Linked DNA regions of Homo sapiens: region 2 is linked to region 1. Evidence: chromatin loops called from intact Hi-C (ENCODE). Cell type or tissue: PC-3. All regions are shown on one strand. Links, peaks and the distances in the headings refer to the core of each region. The heading gives the core; the rest is flanking DNA. Region 1 overlaps RXFP1 (relaxin family peptide receptor 1). Region 2 overlaps RXFP1 (relaxin family peptide receptor 1).

Region 1 (5,385 bases), core at 174-5,173:
ATGCACTTGCTGATAAAATTGTAATCTCACTTCAGAATTGTTCTTCTTAGTATATGTCTGGTATTTGTATTAAAGACCATAATATCTTATCATAGTCAATAGTGAAGCGAGACTGATGTGCCGTGTAAACCTAGGCTTCATAATAACCAATTCATATAATTGATATTTTAAGCAACATTATAATATTTAAAGAGTAGTAATTCTTAAACTGTATTCAAGGAATATATTCATTGAAAACTCCTAGGAAAGTTCTCACATTTGTGCCAGTTTCTGTATAGTTGTAATGCTCTGTCGCCCTTATTCTTTGTCATTTGCTATCATAGGTGTGCTTCTGGGCAGGGAGATGCATTCATAAAACTCTTTTTATTTAGCAAGGTTTATCACTGTTCCTTGAAAGAAAAACAAGGGAAAGCACAAAGCAATGAAAAACATAGGCACAAAAGAAGCTCCAAATGGGCATGTTATTTTTACTATAATGACAAATTTTGTTTTCTCTGTGTGTGCTATGGTTTATTTTTCAGAAAATCTTTTTTAAATTCAAGGGAAACAGTTGTTGTGTGTTAAGCTCCATTTGAATTATAGTATGTAGACAGAAATAAAGTGTTTTTGTTTCTTAGGTAATAAATGATGAAAAAGTCAAAGCCAAACCAAGAACAAAACTTTCTGGGTATCTTTAATACTTTATGATTCCGGGAATGTGGGCTTTTACTAATTTAGAAATTAACAAGCCTTTTTATAGTCCTGTGTCTCTTAAAAGTTTGCATAAGTTTTGTTAACTCTGAGCTCTTCTATTAAGGAATGTCTCAGGGTAACTTTCAATCCTGACTCTCCCAATTGTAATATGTCAAAGTGATTATATCTTCCTTTTCCTCCTTCTTTCCTCCTTCCCTCTGCTCCATCGCATCTAAAGTTAAAGGACAGCATCAAAACCACAGAAACTATTCAGAATCCTGGGGAAATATTCTAGTCCTAGCCTTCTCCATCTCTAATCTTGATTACTGACAGTCCTATTTTTTAACTGAAGGGAAAACAATAAATTGCAAACCACCATAAAAAATGTAATGTTTCTAATTATAATTGCATGTTTAAACTACCAGAGCTTTTGACATTTGTGGCCAACAGCTTCAAAAATTAATGCCATATTTTACCATCCCTATTCCATTTCAATGAAATGAATAGATTAAATAAGCCAGAGGAATATTTCCAAAATAGTCTTTCTAGTATGAAGAATTTAAGGGTATATAAAAGGTGTTTAGGGCAGGTTGGGAAGCAACTTTGGCCACTGTGTTACCAGTCATTTCAGGTTAGGAAAAAAATTCCATGTTTACCTGTACCCTTTTGTTAATAAATTATTTTCATGAGCAGAAAATAATAATGATGGTGGTGATGATGATGCCAAAACCCTCTGTCTCTTTAAATTTAACTTCTCTTTTGATTCAAAAGAAAATTTGGGAGTGTAGTGTAAGTTGAGAGCTCCAAGTTCTCATCCTTCCACGCCTTCCCCAGGAAATGAGGGCATAAACATTTGCAGCAAAGTTTGGCAAGGCAATTCCTCGCTACATGGTATTAACTGCATGTTAGGGTGGGGGAACACTTGTCAGGGACGCCCTGAAATAGCACCCACAGCCGTGGCTCACCTTGAGTTTAGCCCCTCACCCAGGCCCCACCTAAGTGAGAATTTCCTGGGCACATAGCAATGGAAATCAACAGCCACACATAAGGACAAATTCTTAAACCTCTGTAAATGCCCCATGGTTGTTGTTTCTTTGTGTGTTTTCTTTGTTTTGTTTTGTTTTTATATCCACTTTCCTGTAACGGGAAAGGCGATGTGATATCATGGAAGACACCTAACCTAAGACGCTTAGCTGCACTACCATGTACCGGTTCTGTGGTTTTCAGCAAATGATTTACCTCTTCTGAGCATGTGAAATGGCAATCAAATCCTTTACCCTGTCTACCTTTCAGAAACCCTGTGTTCCATTCTTTATTACAAAAATTACTTCCTGAATCTTCACAACAACTCTATTATGTGGATACAATTAAGCACACGAGGTAGGACATTCAGTGCCTTGTCACAAGACTCCAGCTAATAAATGCCAAGATTGGAATGCTTTCAGAGCCCGTGCTCTCTCCCCTAGACCATGATAATTCTCAGTAGCCATAATGTGTATAAATGGGCTTTGAAAACTATAAAGCCCGTTACAGACGTAAGCAACTATTAGTCATCCTTTCAACCAAAAATACCTATGCATGCCAGAGCAGTGACCATGCTTTATTCACCTACCTTGTTAAAGTAAGCATGGTCCCTGCTCTAAAGGGATAGGATGGAGAAGACGGCACGTTGATCTAGAATTCAATTCAATAAGACAAGTGCAAAAATTGAGGTCCACACAAACAGAGGTGACATTAAGACTTAGAAAAGATTTCCTTTTAGCCTTGAGAATTTTTCATTCTTTAAAAATCCTTCTGTCCATAGTCTAATTAATTGTATTGTGCCAATGTTAATTTTTTAGTTTTGTAATGTACTAAATTTATGTAAGATTAAGGAAAGCTGGGTGAAAGGTGTATGGGACCTCTCTATACTATTTTTTCAACTTCTTGTAAGTATATATTTCAAAATCCGTGGTTAAAAAACAATCCCCAGGACAACTTGTATTATAAGTTCTTATCAGAAAATGCTGTATTATTTCTTAAATGATATCACTAAGCAAAACAATTCTTTTAATGTTTTAGATAGGCAGGAAACAAGTGAAGATATAGGAAATAGAAGGAGTTCAAACATAAGCTTGATCCACTTTAGTATTTTGCCAAGGACCGGCCCAGCTTAGTAAGGTCTTCTCTTTCAGACTCCTAGAGACACTTACCAGGCTACCTGGCCTTTGCTTTGGATCCCAGCACTGGCATAACTTGTAACAGATTTTTTCTGTAACTATGAAGAAGAGAAAAGGAAGAGACAATTCCAGAACAGACCATTAGCTTGGTTAGTACGTGGAAAAAGAGAATGTTCGCATATTTATCCAATTCCAAAAGATGGGAGAATAAACATACCAATATGCAGACCACAGAGGTATACTGTGTCCCACCTTATACTTTGGCGGGGGGGGGTTGGGTTTTTTTTTTAATTTGTATAAATTTATGGGGCATGAGTGCAATTTGGTACATGCCTAGATTGCATCGTGGTCAAGTCAGGACTTTTAGGGTAACATGCGTGGTACCAATTAAATAACTTCTCACCACCTTATATTGTGGAGGCTGCTGACAATTTTGTGTTGTTTTTACTACATATTTTGAATCATATTTTTAAGTTTCAAATGGAAGGAAAATTAATGAATCTGTGCAAATGCACCCTGATCTACATAAAGGGAAATTATTATGTTTATGAACTAAATAGTCTTTCAAGTACAATTTCACACATTAGTACAAACTTGTTAAACTAAAATGCCTGGAGTTGAGTATTCTAGTTAGGTTTAACTTTCTGTCTGAAAAACTGTAAGCATTTAGACCATTTGATTTCAATCCTTATATTTATGGGTGTAGTTGTTTTTCTATTTCCCATTTATTGAGAGGTCTCCATGGATGAGGAACAATGTAAGTGCTTTACAAACATGATCTTATTTTATTCCTATAATAACCCTATGAGATATTCTTGCTTTACAAAATAGGAAACAGAGAATGAGAAATATTTGGTAGCATTCCTGGCACCACTTCTTAGTAATGTTACAAAGGAGATTTGAATCCAAGTCTATCTCCTTAAAAAGCCTATGCTATTAAACATGATTCAATTCTAACACTTTCTTAAATTATAATATAGAATTTAAAGTGACCTTAACAGACCCCTGACCTAGCTCACTGGCCTTCAAGCAAGTTAGATCTTTCTCTATTTTAGATATTAATCCATAAAGAAATATTAGCCAGCCCAAGGTCTCAGAGCTGGTAAATCCAGGGCTTCCACCACCTACGGTGAGGGCCTCCCCATCCAAGGCAAGTTTAACAAATCCATGCTAGGCGTTTATATATCTCCTCTAATGAGCTGGTGCTATCTGCTTTGTATACATTCCTCAGTGTACACCAACAACTGATGAATTAGTATATGTAAATAATTTGAATATATAGAAAGCACTTTTGTTTGCAGCACATGAAACTTAGCTATACATACAGCAAGTGCCAATAAATATTGACTTAATTCCTACATTAGTTTACCTCTCCCTCCTCCTGGATATTTTATTAGCCCCACAACCCCAACAGCTCTATTTCCTGCCTATGTGTAGTGATCCCATACTCTTTCATCTTTTTAAATTCTACAGCTTCATCTATTTCTGTGATCAGAGCAACAAGGACCCAACACTAAACCAAAAGCTCTTTCCTTCTTTGGAGATAAGCAGGGGCAAGTTGTGAATATTTCAAATTTAGGTTTTGTTCTCTATCACAACAAAAATAAATGTCAAATGGAAAAAGGACAGTGTAAAGTGAGATATCATGTTGTTCATGTTAGAACTTGGTATTTTCCTACTAAATAACTGTATTTTATAGCAACCTGGATATTATTAGATTTGTTGTTAAATAGATTCATTTTATAATTATTTCAATACTACCTAAATTAACTGGGTCTCCTTATTTCTTCAATATTTTATGATAATGAATATGCCTTTTGGAAATCAATGTTTTCAAAAAATTTCTGAGAGTTAATCTTTGGGAACGGTACTCTTGGGACTTTTCACCAGCTGGTCTAGGCCACCTGGAGCCCTTGCCTCTGGCCATTGTGCCAGCAACTCTCTCCACCTCTCTCTCCCCATCATTCTTCCTCAACTCCTCCTCCCATGTTGCTCCAGGAACTCAAGTTCTCATTGAGTTCCTATGCAGATGGACACAGCTCTGTCTCCTTAGCTCCTGTTTCCAAATGCAGTCCTAGGTCTACATTTAGACAGGGTGCTCAGTTGAACCAAAATGTTACCCACATGATTAGCTACAAATGAAACAGCAGATAATCTGATACATTCTTTAATAGTAAGATTCACACTTAAAAAAACAAAAAGCTGTTGAGATTTTAAATAATTTTTTTGTTAGAGGATTGAGTATCCACTTGAACTAAGAGGCCATATAATTATATGAGTTATTCCATTGATTAAAACATATAGTTGGCCAGGCATGGTGGCTCACGCCTGTAATCCCAGCACTTTGGGAGGCCGAGGCAGGAGGATCATTTGAGGTCAGGAGTTCAAGACCAGCCTGGCCAACATGGCGAAACCCCGTCTCTACTAAAAATACAGAAGTTAGCCGGGCGTGGTGGTGGGCGTCTGTAATCCCAGCTACTCAGGTGGCTGAGGCTGGAGAATCGCTTGAACCCAGGAGGCAAAGGTTGCAATCAGCCAAGATCATGCCACTGCA
Region 2 (5,385 bases), core at 166-5,165, 48 kb after region 1:
TAGAATCTCACCTAGATGCAAGCCAATAAAGTCTGAGTCAGGAATTCCAACAAGGCTGGAGCCCAAATTTCAGGAGGAAGTGATAGTGACGAGGGGGAATGGTAGTGATGGAGAAGGAGTTCCAGGAATCGGGGAAGGTATAAAAAACCAGAATGGGACTTCTGGATTGAAGATGGAGTTTGAAAGTGTTGAAGTGAGTGAGAAAGTATTGAGCTGAGTTAGAAAACTCACATGGTGAAGCTCTTGGGTAAGGATGGAAATGAAGGCAAATGAGCTATCTTTATTCTTGCACCCTACCTTTCCCCCAGAGAGTCTCAGTGGTGGCACTGCCATGCTTCCAGCTGGTCAAGCCAATTCAGAACATTCTGTCCATTTCCATTCTACCCCTAAATTACATGTCAAATATGTTCACTTCTCTCCTCTCCACTGGCGCCATTCTAGACTAAGCCTCATTTGTCTATTACCTGGAGCACTGCAAAGTTTCCTAATCAGCAGCCCAGCTTTCCCTCCTACCCTCCCCTCAAGTCTCCTACCCAATGGCACTCCATCCCAGTAGCCAGAATTATATGACCAAAACATACCTGTTTCCTAATTGGCCCCTTGGCTTCAAATTCTTCATTGATTCCCCTTTGCATTTTAAATAAAACCCAAACTTCTTCCCTTTGCCCAAGGATACTTCTCTACCTCATCAACCTCAGCTCATGTCACTTGTCCCTGCTCACTGGGCTCCATCACCACAACCCTCCCAGAGTTCCGTAATCCTCAGCCTGAAGCCTCTTCCTCACCACTTTAACTACCACCACCACTTCCCCACTCCTACCTCCCCTACTCTCATGGGTGATTTCCTTTTCTTCCTCCAGATCTCAGCTTAAATGACACCATTTTACAGCGGCCTCCCTCTAACTACCCCTTGTACAAAGCACCAGCACACAGTTATTTTCCATTACATCACCTGTTTTCTTTCTTTTTGGACCTCTCCATAAATTGTAAATATTTATTAACTTGTTCAATGTATCCTCCCTGGGAGATGGTAACCTCCCCTAGGGCAGGAACTCTGTTTCATTCAATGATGCATGCATAAAATCTTGCACAGGGCCTTACACTTAGCAACTATCCAATATAGAAATGATCACATGGCACCTGCTTTCCTGTTATCCTCTATGTCTTCTTGTTTCTCCAATACTAATACAGGAGTTATTAAGAAATTATTTTAGGCAGTTAGGGTAAAAGAGGCTGGGCGCGGTGGCTCACACTTGTAATCCCAGCACTTTGGGAGGCCGAGATGGGCGGATCACCTGAGGTCAGGAGTTCAAGACCAGCCTGACCAACATGGTAAAACCTCGTCTCTACTGAAAATATAAAATTAGGCGTGGTGGTGCATGCCTGTAATCTCAGCTACTCAGGAGGCTGAGGCAGAAGAATCACTTGAACCTGGGAGGCGGAGGTTGCAGTGAGCCAAGATTGTGCCGTGGCACTCCAGCCTGGGCGACAAGAGTGAAACTCTGTCTCAAAAAGAAAAAAGAAAAAAAAATAAGAAATGGTAAAACAGTCCTCGGTGGAATTTTCCTTTAATAAAAAGCAGCCCCAAACCATTTCTTTTCTAACAGAAGCAGCCTGAAAAGTCAAGCTGCAAGCACAGATATGCAAGCTGGAAGCTTTCGTATGTAAATGTCAGCAGCTGTACCTGGAAGCCAGATACATTCAATGTGGCGATTCCCGCTCCCTTTTCCTTATCACCATGTGTGTGGGTATCACAGCACTGGCCAGGTAAAGCCATGTGTGCAGGTGTCAGGGTGACAGCCAGGTAGAAGCCACATTTGCATAATAAAAGATTAGGGTGGGAGGGCCAGTCTTTTAGGTCTTTTTGCAGGCTATGTAAATGACACACCTGGTGAAACCAATCCCCTGGGCTCTATGTAAATCAATCACCGCCTCCTCAAGCCTCTGTACAAAATCAATCGTGTTCTGCCCCAAAACCCGGAAACCCTCTCTTGGGCCACCGGCTTTCTCATCATGAGGAAACTTTTTCTCTCTTCTTTTTTGTCTATTAAACTTTCCTCTCCTTAACCTACTCCACGTGTGTGCCCGTGTACTTAATCATCTCAGGGTGAGACAATGAACCACAGGTTTTCCACAGACAATGAAGTCGTTTCAATACCAGACCAGCCTTGATTCTGAGCCCATAGTAAGAATACAACAAATTCCTGTTTTTAAAATTATTGGCTGAAAATTGTTTGTAGAAGACGGTAATTGGATTGAACTGTGAAGTATGGGCAGACGTTTCATAGAAGAGAGGAATGGAGAGGCACTCCGGGTGGGAAACAGCATGAACAAAGGCAAAGAGGAAAATGTTGGCATCTTCTGGAATCATGGAAAGAACGTCCTAAGAGGTGAAGGTTCCTAGAAAATAACTGGCATCAGGGTTGTATGTAGAAACCATGATGAGAAAGACAAATGATTATAAAATATCAGGGAGAAACTGCTCTTTGCCACGCCTTTGTATTAACCACCTTCAAACTTTGTGTCTTCTCCCCTTTTCCTCAGTTTCTCATGGGGGTGGACAGGATGTCAAGTGCTCCCTTGGCTATTTCCCCTGTGGGAACATCACAAAGTGCTTGCCTCAGCTCCTGCACTGTAACGGTGTGGACGACTGCGGGAATCAGGCCGATGAGGACAACTGTGGTGAGTGAAGCCCCTGCAGTCACGGTGAGAGAAAGGAGCAGAAAGGACTGAAGGTGAAGTCGCTGAGACTTCTCTCAACAAAAAGACAAAACTAAATTGAAATACAAAACATATGTTGCTTAAGGAAATCTTACACTTATTTCAGTAGCTTAAAATATCCACTCTTTTCTTTTCTTGTTTTTGTTTTTTTTTGAGACGGAGTCTCGCTCTGTTGCCAGTCTGGAGTGCAGTGGCGTGATCTCGGCTCACTGCAACCTCTGCCTCCTGGGTTCAAGTGATTCTCCTGCCTCAGCCTCCCGAGTAGCTGGGACTACAGGTGCCCACCATCACGCCCGGCTAATTTTTTGTATTTTTAGTAAAGACAGGGTTTCACCGTGTTAGCCAGGATGGTCTCAATCTCCTAACCTCGTGATCCACCCACCTCTTCCTCCCATAGTGCCGGGATTACAGGCATGAGCCACCGTGCCCACCCTTAATATCCACTCGTTTCCATGTAATGGTATCACAGCCAATATTCCAGGCGAGTGGTGGTTGCTCACAGAGTAAGTTTTAACCAAGATTGTCCAACCCGCAGCCTGCAGGCTGCATGCGGCCCGGGATGGCTTTGAACGCAGCCCAACACAAATTCATAAGGATTTTGAAAGCATTAGATTTTTTTTGTGATTTTTTTTTTAAGCTCATCAGCTATCATTAATGTAAGTGTATTTTATGTGTGGCCCAAGACAACTCTTCTTCCAATGTGGTCCAGGGAAGCCCAAAGACTGGACACCCTTGTTTTAACCCAACAAACCTGCCCAAGTAAGGTGTTAGAGGCAGAATACGGTTGAAATTGAGAATACGGGCTCTGGAGCCAGACTGCCCAAGTTTGAACCTGGGTATGACGATAAGCAATTATGTAAGCTTGAGAACATTTCCTAGCCTCTCTGTACCTCAGTTTCCTCATTTCATAAAAGGGCATGGTAATTGTGCCTATACTCTAAGAATTCAGGAAGATTAAGGGTACAGAATTAGAAGAGTACTGGACATCTAGGAGGTGCTGTCCAGGTGTTGGATGCTGTTGCCCTTTCTTATCTTTTGGGACGAAAAGTGAGTTCTTCTAAAAGAGACAAAACAAACAATATGTAAATACAACTTACTTCCTACTTAACCAACAACCATACCTCTGGATTTATAAAGCCAGTAAGTAGGGCTTCTGGCCAATTTGAATATGGGAAAATAGCTTTCAGTTAGAATTTTGTTCAAACTTCTGAAGCCTTGAAAATACAAAGTTAGAACCTGAATTGTTTGGATCTGAGTCACTGGGAAAATAAACTTCGGTTAATAATGTAAAGTAGTAAGATTTCTCACCTGTCAAGAAATAAGGTACTATTTTGGGAGGACTAAAAGATGCATAACAATGCTATTATGCAAAGTGTCACATAAATAATATATGCTAATGAGGCCTTGCTGTGATCACTCCCCCAAGTATTTCAGGCTTTTTAAGAAACCACCTTGAAGGAATTAAGTTTCCGTTAACATAAAATAAGATGAACACCTGGCTTGAAAATCCTCCTACTTGAAAAAAATCAGCTAGGTCACACAAGCAGACCTTAACTGAGCTAATTTCTTGAATGTAACTGAAACTTAGGTTGTTTCTTGTAAATGCCTCTGATAATCACAAACAAAACTTAAATTGTCTTTCTAAAGTGGTATAAGGTAAATCACTTTTAACCAGTCCGCTATCACCTGGAAACCCCGTTGTAATAACCAGTCATGGAAAAGGTTGAAGAAATTCCTCATTTTCACTTTATGAGCAATCCTATAATACATGCCTCTGAGCTTTCTTACTGCCTGGGCTGAAATCTCCCTGATATCGAGCTGTACTTTCTCTTACTGTATGATAATAAACTTTTAAATTTTTATAACTTGATCTGATTTTATTTTTGCCACTTCTTAGTTTGAAACACTATTTCTATGTGATGGCAGTAACTCAAGTATAACCACACTATCTAAACTAGTGAGCTTAAGCTGCAATTGTATTTGATTTGGATGGCTATAAATACGTTTTCATTTATTTAAAAAAAACAACGTCTTGTTAAAATAAATTAATATTACATAATTTTTTAATTAGATGAAACAGTGTTTTGCCCACTGCTAGTCAGTTCCCCGTCGACCTGCTGGCAGTTCAAATAGAGAGTTCTAGACAGAGCAACAGGAAAACTTCACTCCAATTAAAATGGCAGCTGGAAGCAGGAAAGGAACGTGGTGGGAGTAGCAAATTTACCAGCAAATGTAGCTTCTCAGTGGAAAAAAAGCTTGGGAACTCTAGCTTTAGTGCTAAGTTTAAAGAGGCCAAGTAGCAAAAGTAGCAATCCTTACAGTAATAATCCTTAAAATCATGCAAGTTTCTCAGGATTCACCAAAAAGCACATTTAGACAGAGGCAATAGGGCATTGGGGTTTCAGAGAGAAGTTTAGAAATCAGAGTTAAACTCTAGCTATAAAGGGAGGCAAAAAATGGCTTGTTTTCTTTTCTATAAAACAGGAATAATAAGAGTATCCATGTTCATGGGTTGTTAACAGGATTCCATGAGATAATGTATCCGAGATGCTTAGCAGAGTACAGGTGCTTTGGACTGAATGCTTGTGTCCCCCATAAAGTTTATATGTTGAAGCCCTATCCCCCAGTGTGATAGGATTTGGAGATGGGATTTGGGGGATGTAA

What was found. Hi-C counts contacts between places; a loop is a spot of excess contacts. Peaks named below come from ENCODE experiments on the same cell type or tissue, not always from the same donor. Only the 100,000 strongest peaks of a DNase experiment are listed, where the experiment ranks them.
Region 2: a loop joins it to region 1, with 2.8 times the contacts of the local background. A loop is called at or near these places in 1 of 110 quality-filtered maps.

What each region holds. Positions count from the first base shown.
Region 1 is chr4:158,522,124-158,527,508 of GRCh38, forward strand. The region is part of intron 1 of RXFP1 (relaxin family peptide receptor 1); the gene reads left to right. All of the region lies in intron 3 of RXFP1-AS1 (RXFP1 antisense RNA 1), which reads right to left. Among named protein-coding and RNA genes, the nearest start is that of RXFP1, 2.9 kb to the left of the region's middle. In PC-3, for the core only: no CTCF peak of the experiment used is centred there; a DNase peak (open chromatin) is centred at 2,208; H3K27ac peaks cover 1,842 bases.
Region 2 is chr4:158,570,154-158,575,538 of GRCh38, forward strand. RXFP1 (relaxin family peptide receptor 1) reads left to right here. Exons shown (of 18, transcript NM_021634.4): 2 at 2,545-2,682. Among named protein-coding and RNA genes, the nearest start is that of RXFP1-AS1, 8.2 kb to the left of the region's middle. In PC-3, for the core only: no CTCF peak of the experiment used is centred there; no DNase peak of the experiment used is centred there.